2 separate regions of the Homo sapiens genome follow, and region 1 is linked to region 2. The links are chromatin contacts, found by Hi-C or POLR2A ChIA-PET in ENCODE. All regions are on one chromosome and are shown on one strand. The core of a region is the stretch at or near the end of the contact, and the rest is flanking DNA. Distances in the headings are between cores, read along the strand shown.

Region 1 (6,567 bases), core at 3,717-6,216, 250 kb after region 2:
TTCATTAGCTTCATAGAAAAATCAAGCTCTGTTATAAATATTAGTTTTTACCCTTTTTCTTTACATTGAGATGCTGTGTAATAGTTGTATTATGAATTCATTCAGTAATTTATTTAATTTGTCATTTCTCTGAGTCCTTTTTCCTCCATCTATTTTAATACAACCGCCAAAGCACCATTACTTAAATAATGCATGACTTACATTTCTTCCTCAATTAGATCTATCAAAGATTCTTTATTGCCTGTAAAATAATTTGCAAGTTTTTGATCTGGAATTCAAACCATTCCTCATTTAAAGCTCCTTTTACTTCTTCCACAATTTCCTTGTGCAAAACCACTGCTCCAATGTGAGTCTTCTCATTAATTCTAGATTAGTCCCCACACTTTCCTATTCTTCACAGTCTCAGTGGTACTCTTCCCTTAAACTACAGTGTAATATCCAAGTGTTCTTAAAATCATCCCTGATCAAAACCAGTGTTCAGTAATTTCTCTTTCTTGTAAACTTCCTTCGAAAATTTTAATCATAACAGTCATTTGTTACTTAGCATAGATATTAACTATTTCTAATTTTTTAAATATGGATTTTTCTCTAATACAAATTTATATCCTTACTCTTCTAAATTTTTAATGTCCAAATATACATAGTATGTATTTGCTGAGAATGTGCCAACATGAATATTGAAAATAAATTGGATCCATTTCATGTTTAATCTTAGTATTAATAGTTAACTATTTACTATCTGGTCTTTCTAATGGTAATCTAATACTACATAATAATTTTATGAGTTTAAGGCATAATATGTTGCTAATTTTCTTATGTTCTGAATTTCTTTATAATAGACTTTTGTAGTTTTGAAAAGTATTGATGAAAAAAGGGAAACAAAAACACTCAATTGACGTTAGCCATCAGTCTTTGAAAAAAGGTAGGATAAAGAAAAAATAGTAAAAATAATACATCTGAAAGATATTTGTTGAAATTAATTCAAGAGGATTATTTCTACTTGGATAGTAGAGTGGCATTTTACATTCAACAATTGCAAATTAGGTGAAGATTTGTATAGCAAAATCATTCCTGTATGTACTTTAAATTATCCACAAACATATATATGTGTGTGTGTACCTTCAATACTTTTACAGTATATGCATAATTGTAAAATAAATAAATGTGAAGCATACACTAGAGTACATATGTGAATATTTTACTATATTTTTAAACACATATTTTAAACACAGACCACTGGATTTGATACCTGGCTCCAGCAATGTCTTGTGACCTTAAGGGAGTTGCTAAAATGTTCTGTGGTTCAGTTCAGTCATCTATACCTTTGAAAGAGTAATAGTCTCCCATTTCATTGTGTTGCATTAAGTATTGAATAAATGTGCTTAGATCTGTGCCTGGTATATAATTAACACTCAATAATATTAATCTTAGTAAGTTTCTGGAATACTCTCCAAGTGATAATATTGCTATTAGAATAGAAACCACTATTGGAAATTTAAGCCCCAGGTAAAATGTTTGGATTCATACTCAAACAGATAAAACTAAGGAAGGAATAAAGAAGAAGTTTAAATGATCTAGTATGTCAACATATGTGTTATCAGTTAAATCAAATTAAACTTCAGAATGATAGTTCAGAATTCGAATTTGCTTGATTATTCATATATCCATGCTATTTTATTTCTTATTTTTCTCAGAACAAATGACTAAGTCTAACTCTTATTCCTTATATTTTTATTACAAAAATAAAAATAAAAATAAAATAAAATGTAAAATTCACATTGGAAGCAAAATTAGAGTTAGGGTGGGCCATTTAATATGAGAAAATGACCAATGCAAAAGAAGGATATCACAATTCTAAATACGTATGCAAGCATCATCATAGCCCTAAAATATATAAAGATTCACAGCATTAAACAGGGAAATACACAAATCCACATTTATAATGGGAGATGTAATACACCCTTTCAATATCTGATGGAATAATCAGACAAAAACATAATAAAAATACAAAAGATTTTAACAAATTACAAACTTGACCTACTGACATAGGTAGAATTTTGACTATAATGGGCCATAAAGAAAGACTCATCAAATTTTAAAACAGTGTAATTATTTAGAATATGAAATTAAAAAAGAAATCAATTTAAAAGATAACTAGAAAGCCAAAGTTCCCAGAAATTTACACTTTAGAAAAGTTTTAAAAATAAACTATTACAGTAAGAAGAGCTTGGTGATATAGACCCACACATATCCAGCACCTGACTTATGACAAAGGTGAAAGCATGTCAGTACAGAGGAAAGAATGATACTTTCGTTGAATAATGCTATAACAATTGGATATCTCTATTTTAAAAATGCATCTGGAGCTTTTTATTATGCTATACACAAAAGACAATTACAGTTGTTCTAAAGGTCTTAAATGTGAAAGATAAAATAATTCTTTTAGAAGAAAAGCATTGTGTTCTAGGACTAGGCAAGCTTTCATTAAATAGGACACATAATGCACTAGTCATAGAAAAAAATTGAAAATTTGCTCTATTTTAAAATTAAGGAATTCTTTTTATTATTATAAAAGACATGTAATACTGAATAGAAAGAAAACCCACAGACTGGAAGAAGGTATTTATAATACATATTAATAAGATTATTTTCATATCTAGAATATATAAGTAATTATATATAAACAGTTCCTACACTCCAATAAGTCAAAGACAAACAACTCAATAAGAAAAAAATATGCAAAGGATTTGAATAGAACCTTTACCAAAGAGGGTATCTAAATGACCAGTTACCACAGGAAAGTTTCTCAACTTCATGTTAAGGGCAGGAGACAGGGAAATACTGGGTAGAAGAGGGTGGTCCCCAAGCAAAGGCCCCACCCTCAAGCCTGAAGACCTGTGGCCCTAAATGAGGACAGGCATTTCAGGTTTCACACCCAAAAAGTTGCCTTTTGGCCCGCCATGCCCCGCTGTCGTACCCCCATATAAATCCCAAACTCCAAGCTCCAGAAGAGACCTACAAGTGAGGAGACGGAGAGGCAAGCCGACAAACAGGCCTGCGATGGCAGAATGACACAGCAGAGAAAGAGAGGAGGGACATCTGGACTCCGAGGGGAGTTTGGCCAGGGACGGGTGGAGAAGAGTCTGGCCACTGGGAGGCCTGACACTGGGCGAAGGTCACCTTCCCACTCCATCTTGCTGACAGCCACCTCCACCACTCAATAAAAAGTTGCCCTCATCCCTCGAGCCCCCGTGTGATCCGATTCTTTTGGGACACTGGGCAACAGCTGGGGATATAGAGGGCTATTTCACTGTCCCACTACCCATGAGATAAGGAAGAGGGTTTGTTGAGCTGATTAACACATAAACCATTTGCAGATGGCAAAGCTAAAGGAGCACACTGTAACATACGCCCACTTGGGCTTCGGAAATCGCAGACACCCACCCCTAGATGCTGCTGTGAGGCCAGAGCCCGAAAGCGCTCACTCCGGTTCCCGCACCGGTGCATCTGTGTGCTCCCCCTCCCCGTAAGGGGTTTGAGCTGCAGGGCGACCTAACTGGCAAGCCGCACACCTGTTGCATGTCCTTCAAGGGGAATCAGGGATCTCTCACATTTCAATTAGTCATCAGGAAAATTCATATTATAACCACGGAGAATTATTGCTTTGTGTTACCAGAAAAGCTAAAATTACAAGGATTAAAATTACCAAGTATCTCTGAGGGTATGGAGCAACTTGGACACTGCTGATAGAAATGTCAAGTGATGTCAAGTGTTATAATCCATTTGGAAAATTGTCTAATTTTATCCATTACACCTAAACATAAATTATGTCCCAGTGTTTCACTACCAAGTATGCACTTACCAGAAATGTGGATTGTGTTTACCAAAAACCTCATAATATAAGGCCCATAGCAGCACTATTCATACCAGCTCCAAACTAAAATCTGCTCAAATGCTCACTAACAGGCACACAGATAAATAAAATGTGAACTATTCAAAAAGTGGAGTATTAAATCGCAATAAGAATGAACTATCTGTAACTACATCTAACAATGTGTTTGAATGGTCCAAACACAATTTTTGGTGAAAAACTCTAAACATAAGAATAAACTGCTTCTTTTTCATTATACAAAGTACAAAAGCCAGACAAATATATTCCATGTTCTTGAAGATCAGAATCGTGGTCTCTGTGTGTGGGGGGTGTGGGAGAGGGTTGAGAGGCGTATTGACTGAAAAGGAGTACTGGGGTTTTCTGGGATGTAATAATGTTCAGTGTTTTGACCTTGGTGGTGGTTTCACAGGTATCTTTACCTTCTCAATATCCAGCATATGATTTATGTTTTCCTTATACATATTACACTACAATACAAAGTTTTAAAAATCAGCATTTCAATTTGTTGATTTTTGGATTATTAAACCTATTTACGTCAAATGAGAGTGAGCCAGTTGCTTCATACACATATACAAAAAGTATTTAGAAAACTAATTTCATAAATTGCTAGAAAAGCAGACCCCCAAATTCATCAAGCACTGCATTCTTGGCAAAGTTTGTACACATTGTCTGGGTGCTGATTGTGAAAACATTGCCTAAACCAAAGTTTTGTATGTGATTTCTTTTAAAGTTTCTCTTATTTCCTGTTCTGAGGTTTATACACAATAGACCCGAATAGAGTTTGAATAATTGAAGGGTTTATGAAATCCAGAGGATATCACCAGCTGCTGATTTGCACATACCAAGAACATGAACATTTTCCAACGGAGAATTTCCCTAGCTTAATAAGAAAAAGTCCAAGAGCCGGTCACAGCATTAACATTTAGTGGGAGTGCAGTGAGAATTGGGTTTAACTTCTGGCATTTCTGGGCTTGTGGCTTGTGGTTGATTTTTTATTTACTTTGCAAAAGTTTCTGATAGGCGGAGCATCTAGTTTCAACTTCCTTTTGCAGCAAGTTCTTTCCTGCACTAATCACAATTCTTGGAAGAGGAGAACTGGACGTTGTGAACAGAGTTAGCTGGTAAATGTCCTCTTAAAAGATCCAAAAAATGAGACTTCTAGCAAAGATTATTTGCCTTATGTTATGGGCTATTTGTGTAGCAGAAGGTAAGATTAAAAGAGACTCTTTTCTGAAAACTGTATTATGAAACATTTGCTAATGATGCTTTTCACAGGAGTAATAAAAATTTGATTTAGAAAATGTGCTTAAGTATTCTGTAACTTGACAATTGAGTGGCTTTTGACATTGTTGAGTTTAAAAAATGTAAGAACCTTATTTGAATGGTATATCTAAATATTCATCATAATTATATTTAATATAAAATAGAATAAAATGTTTTAATAAACATTTCTGAAAAACTATGATCTGGAATAATCATTTCCCTTGTAATTATCATAAAATGTAATTTACTTTTTTGCTTAGGAGTATAACCAAAATGTATTATGTGAAAGCATTAAGAAGGATGTGAATATACATAGTCAATAAAAGCCATCAAATCATAATGATTAGATTTATTTCAAATATGATTTTAACTCTTCCTAAATAAAAATTCATTTATCATTTACAACTGATATTGTCATGACCTTAGAATTCTTGTAGACAAGTATTACTTGTATTATCAGAATAAAAATATTATATAAATTTGAAACCCAATTGAATATACAATATTTGTAACAGTTAAGTTGTTCAATAGAGATTTTTTTCCTGTAGTTGTATATAACATATATTCTTGAAGAGCAGTCTTTTGGAGTAGTGAATATGAATGTAGGAGTTTTTTTCTGACCTCAGTAAGACAATTTCTGGATTCATAATAAAATTTAATTATATCACTGCTTCTTGATAGATTAAAAAGCTTATTCTTGGAGGAGGTTTGCTTTCCTAGTTTTTGATAGGTAACCAGTTATGTGATAGATATTTGGTAAACATTTTTAAACTGAATGAATTACATATTATTCATAATTTCTAAAATCTTTTCACTTAGTAAAGAAATTTTGATTGAGTGACCATTACATAGCCTCTAGGAACTGAAGAATATTAGCAAATAATACAAATCTCTGTTTCAGTCTTCCAATCTAGAAAATAAAAGCAGATATATTCTTATAGTTATACACTTTGGTAATTTAAAAAATATTCAAATATGTTTAATACCTTTTGAAAGGTTGAATTATTTTCAGTTATATTTTCTAATGTTATTGCTTGTTCTTTGGCTTGTAAACTTTATATGTAGCCACTTTTTAAATGAAGAAAACAATTATTTCCTTGTACATATAAATATTATAATTAGTATTTTAAAATGAAACCTTTTTGTATTTACAAACAGTTCCAGAACAATGTCAATATTACCTATTGTAAAAGACATCTTTTTCTGTTTCTTTGTGTAAATATTTCTGTCTTTTCTTACTAAATTTATGGGAATGTTTCTAACGTTTCATACCTACATACTGTTTGCTCCAGTTTTACATAGATACCATTTGTCATATAAGGGAGATTTGTTTTATTTCTAATCTTTAAAATCAAGAATCAATGGCAAGTTTAATAAACAGTTTAAGTTATTAAAAAGTTGAATTTGAAATA
Region 2 (7,009 bases), core at 482-2,981:
CCTTTACATAGTAGTCACCCCATAAATTCAATGAATTGAAAAAATCAAGGAAGATTATTAGATAAATGAACCACACAGTTAGCTAATACATTTTTGGAAAGGAAGCACAAAGGTGCTCTAGGGTAGCACTGTCCATTTAACAGTCACCAGCCACATAATTCTATTTAAATTTGAAGTAACTAAACTTAAACAAAGTTAAGAATGTAATTACTCAATCACACTAGCCACATTTCAAGTGCTCATAGTTGCACATGGCTAGTGGCTACCATATTAGAAAGTGGAGGTATAGAAATTTTTCACCATCACAGAAAGTTCTATTTGACAGCACTATTAGTGAAAGGAAAGGAAGATCCAAAATACAGATAGACACGAGGGACTGTTTATCCAAATGCAGATAGAAGAAGTTGTTATTTATGGTTGGAAACTGCTATAGACAGAATGATCATGTCCTCCCCAAATTTACATGTTGAAATCCTACCCTGCATTGTGAAGGTAGTAGGAGATGAGGCCTCTGGTAGGCCTCATCGTGAGGGCAGTCATCATGAATGGGATTAATACCCATATAAAAGACACCTGAGAGAGAGCTCCCTCGCTTCTTCAGCCATGTAAGGATGTTGCAAGAAGACAACAATCTAGGAACCAGGAAGCCAGTCTTTATCAGACATTGAGTCAGCTGGCTCCTTGATTTTGGACTTTGCAGCCTCCAGAATTGTGAGCAATACATTTCTGTTGTCTATAATCCACCCAGTCTATGCTATTTTGTTATAGCAACTCAAAACAAGATAGTAACTTTAAGTTACAAGAAAGTTGATGAATAGTAGTCCAGCATGGTTTACATGTACCATATGTTCCTTACAGGCAAATATTCAAATATCAGAATGAGCCCAATAATTCTACTAAGATTCATCAAGTGAATACTTGTTAATCAATTTTACATGCTTTTAAATCTGAGGTTTGAGGGTTATAGATAACTTAATGGAGGATTACTGTCATTTCTCTTTCACTAGAAGTACACAATTTTAAAGGAAAGGGAAAAAATAGAAAGTAAACCACTATATAAGTAAAAGGATGCCAAGTTATAATTTTTATTTTATTTTATTTCATTATGTTTAGTGTTGTGTTGAAGATAATGGGCCATTCTAGGGGTTTTAATCCTGCTTTATCCCTCAGTATCTAATTAGACTTGGACAAGTTAAATTTCCTCATTAGTAAAATGCAGATATTCTGTATCTTACAGGATTTCTAAGGTGAAATAGACAACACACATACACCTTTTAATAGAGGTTGGCAGTCAGTTATCGAAAAAACATAAGTTGTTTTTCTTATTATGTGTATCATCTTAGTAATAGTGAAGTAATATCATTAAGGATAAAAGATAAAGAACAAAAATGAATTTCTTAGGAAAAATTTAAAGTGAGACTTATCTGCTGACACCAGCAAGAAATGTAACATTAATAATAAAAGAAGAAATAGAAGAGGCCAGGACGTCTATCAATATGAAAGAATAAGCTCCTAATAAATTGTCCTTGCATATGACAACTATTAAAAAATCTATAGAACAAGCATACAAAGGCCCTAGTAAACGAACTAAAGTAGGCAGATTTTAGAGGAAAATTAAAACTTGGAGGAAGTATCTTGCATGTTATAATTTCCCTGTTTTTGCTGCTGTGACCTGAGGGCAGCTGTGGTTACCACAACAGCACAAGTTGGCTAAGACTCCACAGAAAACCTGCCAGAACAACAAGCGAATGGAGCCTGGAACAACCAGAGCCACCAGACACAGGAAAAGGGAGAGGCAACAAAGAGAAACCACAAATTCTGTGAATGAGTGTAAACATCTTTGGCTGACCTCTGAACCAAGAATCCATGGCGAAGCATAAAAACAATCTGAGCTGACATTTGTGAAGCACTACCAACCTCAATGGTGATGGAGTTTGCTTTATTTTGAGTTTAAGCAACTTAGCCTCTGCTAAAATGAGAGCACTAACATTATTTGGAAGAATACAGGAGAATCCAAGCCTCCGCAACATAACACAATATCCAAAATACGATGCAGTATTATTCAATTTATGAATTTCCAGAAAAATGTGACTTATTTGCATGGGAAACAAACAAAATGATAACCAATAGATGGTAGCTACTAGACAGTCTGAGATGTTAGAATTAGCAGAGAAGGACTTAAAGCTGCTACTAGAACTATGATCAGTAATGTAATGAAAAACATGTTTGTAATAAAAAAAAGAAAATTTCAGCAGAGTAATATAAAGTATTTTTAGATTAAAAAGCTGAAGTTTATGAAGAAACACATTCACTATATGGGCTTTGAAACAGATTGGGAATGACAGAAGAAAGGAGTCAGTGAACTTGAACATAGATCAATAGAATTTACCCAATTTGAAAAACAAAGAGAAAAGGTAAGGAAAAGGGAACAGAGTTCAGGAACTTGTGTAACACGGTAAAAAGGTCTTACATAATATAATTGAATTCCCAAAAAGAAAACAAATGAGAAAAACTAGCAGAAAATGATTTTAAGAAATAATGACTAGAAACTTTTTAATTTTGTAGAAGACATACACTTATAAGTTCAAGAAAATTAGCAAAATCTAAACTATATAAACAAAAAGATAACCATGCCTAGCCACATTGTATTCAAACTGTTAAAAAACAAAAATAAAGACAAAATCTTGACAGCACCCAAAGAAAGAGTCATATGGCCAAGGACTCTCATCAAAAATCCTGAAAGCCAGAAAACCCTGGAAAAAATTCTAAAGTTTAGAATGAAGGAAAAAAACTATGAAACCAGAACTTTACATCTAGCAAAAACTCCCTCAAAGAGGAAGGTGAAATAAAGGACTTTTTAAAATAAAGAAATGTACTTTCCTTATTCTAAAATAAGGAAATGTACTCCCATTGGAATCATACTACAAGAAAAGTTTAAGAAAACTATATAAACTCAAGAAAAATGATACCAGGGAGAAAGAACTTCAGAAATAAAACAAGAGTAACAAATGTTTAATGTTTTAATGACTATAAAAATCCATTTCCTCTTAACTTCTATAAAATATATAATCTGAATAAAGCACAATTTATAATATTGTTTAGTGTAGTTTCTAATCTATGGATAAATTATTATATCTAACAACAATAACATAAGAGACAGTAGAAAAGGAATAAATGCAAGTTTATAATTTTAACAAGTGGTATAACAATGATATAAAGCTCACTATGAAGCAGTAAGAATGTGTATTGTAATCCCTACAGCACTCACAAAAAAAATTCAAAAGGCACATCTAAAAAGCCAATAGGTATATTACATTCAGTGCTTTACAAAATCAAATAATAAAAAATGTGGGAAAGGAAAAACAGAGGAACCAAAATTAGAGGAAACAAACAAAACAATTTAGATAGAGCTATATCTAACCATATTAATAATGACATTAAATGCCAATGGACTAAACATGTTGAAACACAAAGATGTAGATAGCAAGAAAACAAACAACTCTATTTAAAATTGGGCCAGAGATCAAAACAAACATCTGACCAAAGAACGTATACAGATTAGAAGAATGAAAAGATAGTTAACTCATGTCATTAGAGAGTTGCAAATTAAAACAGTAAGACATCACTAAACACTTTTCATAATAGCTAAAATCTAAAGTGCTGAAAACACCAAATACTAGAGAGGACACAGATCAACAGGAAGTTGCATTCATTGCTGGGAGGGAATGCAAAATGATACATCAAATTTGGAATACATTTTGACAATTTCTTACAAAACTAAGTATACCCTAACCAAATAATCCAGCAATTGGGCTCCTTAGTATTTACCTAAGTGAACAGAAAATGTAGGTCTCCACAAAAACATGCATGTATGTGCTTAAAACAACTTAATTTATAATTACAAACACTTGGAGGTAACCAAGATATACTTCAATAGATGAATGGATAAACCGTGCCACATCCATACAATGGAATATTTGGCAATGCAAAGAAATGCACTATCAATCCAAGAAAAGACATGCAAAACCTCAAATGCATATTGCTAAGTGAATCTGAAAAGGCTACATACTGCATGATTACAACTATATGTCATTGTAGAAATGCAAAATTATGGAGATAGTACAGAGGTCAGTGGTTGCCAGGTTGGGGAAAAGAAAGGACAGAAGGATGTATAGGTAGAGCAGATAATATTTTTAAGACCCTAAAACTATTCCTTATGATATTGTAATGGTGAATGCATGTCATATTACATTTATCAAAACCCACAGAATATACAATATAAAGAGTGAACCCTAATGTAAACTATGGGTTTTAGTTAAATAATTTATCAATATTGGTTCATCAGTTTCAACAAATGTATCACAATAATGGAAGATGTTAAAAATAGGAAAATGGGGTGTAGGGGGAGAGGAGTGTAGGGGGTGAGATATGGACATTCTCTATATTTTTTGTTCCATTCTCTCTGTAAACCTAAAATGGCTTAACAATAACAACAAAAAGTCTAGTTTATTTTTTTAAAAAGTAAGTGAGAAAAGCATGATCTGTAGAGTCACAAACCTTGGGCTCTAATCTTCACTTCAGAGGTTACAAAAATGCATGAGTAAAGGGAAGTTACTACGGATCTGATTCTTCTTACAGAAGTTTTGGTTATTGTATAATGGATGTGTGCAACTTACTTTTCTTATTTATCTTAACCCTTGGCAACAGTTGACTTGTAGACCACTGGCTCCCTAAAACATCCTCGTTTGGCTTATCTGACACCATGCACTTGGTTACCCTTTGACATTCTTATCCCAAACTGAACTCATCTTGCTACTGGTAGTCCTCCCTTTTCCCAAAAGAAAATACTAATAGATACTAAATCTTCAGCTTCTCTGTCTCACTTACCTTGCATTTAGTGAGTTCTCAAATCTTGTTGATTATGCCTCTAAAGACTGCTCTAATAGCTTCCACTTTTCTCCAGCACCAGTGCCACAGCCTAATCTAAAAACTTGTCACTTCTGGCTTGGAGTAAGGGCAACAGCTCCCCAGTCAGCCTATCTCAAGCTTTATAACATTTTTTTCACTAATTCTGTAATCTTATCAGATGCAGTTTTTTCCAACTAAAATTCTTATTGTTGTACGTGGCTACTTAAAATCCTACAGTGGTTTCGTTTCTTTTGGCATCAAATTCAAACTTCTTAACAAGGCTTACGACAACCTTTATTAAACGTTTCCCAAACTATTTCCTCAGTCTTTGCATTCTTCTCTCTAGCGATAATGCACATTCTCCACTCATAACCAGCATTTCCCACCTAGGACCATTTGCCAAGAACATTCTTTATGGGCTCAGCCCTATTCATGCCTCTCATCCCTGCTAAAAAGTCACTTATCTAGGAAGCCTTTTCTTCTGACTACTGGTAAATTAGGATAGATGATGCTACTTGATCCCATTGTATTCTGTGAACAATTAACCCCATCTAATTTTTAGCATTTTTAAAAGTTGGTCCTCCCTAAACTATAAGCTTGATGAAGGCAAGGGCCATGTCTACATTTTGCTCACCCTAGCTTATCCCCAGAACCTAGCATTCATTTGCATATCACAGGTGAATAAGAAAAACAATATTTACTTCATATTGATAGTGTGAACATTAAATGTGATAATATAAAGAGAATTAGGCATATAGAAAGCATTTAGCAAATATTTCAATTCAATGGATGAATACAGGAGATAAAGTACCTATTCTGAAATCTTCCTTGTTTTATTCATATTTTATGCCCTCACAAAACAGAACAAACATCAGTAATTTTGAGTGGGTCATTAAGTGAGGAAAAAGGAAAAGAGCTGTATAACATGGCATAAATATCATATGAGAAATAGAAAAGAAAAATTTTCCTAATACAGATAATTAAACTAACAAAGAAACAAGATTTCACTTCATTTTTTTTTTTCTAAAAGCAGAAGATTGATTGATTTTTTAAAACTTTTCTTGGGGACAAATTCATCCTTAAGTAAAGTGCTCCATATTTCGAATCATAGAGTAAAATGTTTATTGTGATAACCTTAGAATAAAAATGCTGTAATAATAAAGGTAGGTAACTTGGGACACTACCACATCATCTGAGTGTCTGTTGCTACTGTGAAACAGAACATTTTACCCAAAGTCAGTTTGCCTAAAAATTAAATTAGTGAAGAATGAATGTCTCCATAAAATTCAACTTAATAAACTGTACTATCTAAAAGGTATTTGTTGTTCTAAGGACTTACAATAAATCACTTTACCTATGGCAGGAATTATTTTACTGAAATCCAAATAACCCATTAAAGAACTCAGACATTTTAGATGAAATTTTATAAATGAATTATTTACCTCTCCATAAATTTATAATTTTTATTAGACTCTCAAACAGAGTCTGTCATCTACACGTGATAAAACATTGGTTTGATCAAAGGCATCACTTTCCTTTCGATTTTTAATTTATAAAATACATCTGCAGCACTTGAAAATTGATCTATTTACCCTGCATACTTTGAGTATATCTTGCTAACTTATTCATTGGACACTTTATTTTTTAAGATTACTAGTATATAAAGTGAAACTGAATTGTAAAACTTAAAATAATACATGTAGATAGATTTGCCCAAAATTTATAAGCGATTGAGCAAACTAATCACAAACACTTATAAAATAAATAAAGAGTAAAAGAAGTCTTATGGCAATCTGGAGAACAAACCTGTCTTGAAAACATTCGAATGTATTGTTGTATAAACAATTCTTGCCAAATGTGATCCTTGCCCAGAGAACAATTTCTTCACAGATGGCCCTAGGAAGGCCTCACAGTAGATTGGACTCAAAAGCACCTTGAGGTCAGGGTCTATTTTGTTCATAATTAGAACATCCAGGTCTAATATGTAGACTGTTAAAAAGTATAAGGTTAGATTACATACACATATATCTGATAATATCAAAAACTGGAGGTAATTCTGATACAGAAGATTCATAGTATTTATCATCTATAACTAATTGAC

What was found. A loop is a pair of places that touch in the nucleus more often than their neighbours do. ChIA-PET counts read pairs that join two places held with the same protein, here RNA polymerase II (POLR2A). Pooled maps may share reads with other maps.
Region 1: a map of cardiac septum shows a loop between it and region 2 (5-fold over the local background). The contact joins the promoter of CFH here to the enhancer-like site in region 2. A Hi-C loop is called at or near these places in 1 of 168 maps with a recorded cell type or tissue (cardiac septum) and 1 of 50 pooled maps. POLR2A ChIA-PET finds 5 or more read pairs at or near these places in 2 of 52 experiments (MCF 10A and T-cell).

What each region holds. Positions count from the first base shown.
Region 1 is chr1:196,647,077-196,653,643 of GRCh38, forward strand. It overlaps CFH (complement factor H), which reads left to right and starts at 4,967. Exons shown (of 22, transcript NM_000186.4): 1 at 4,967-5,099. The coding sequence starts at 5,042.
Region 2 is chr1:196,399,245-196,406,253 of GRCh38, forward strand. The region is part of intron 12 of KCNT2 (potassium sodium-activated channel subfamily T member 2); the gene reads right to left. Among named protein-coding and RNA genes, the nearest start is that of MIR4735, 180 kb to the right of the region's middle. Within about 2 kb of position 1,732, at least 6 of the 41 ENCODE cell types and tissues checked have a DNase peak (open chromatin) inside an H3K27ac peak, as active enhancers do.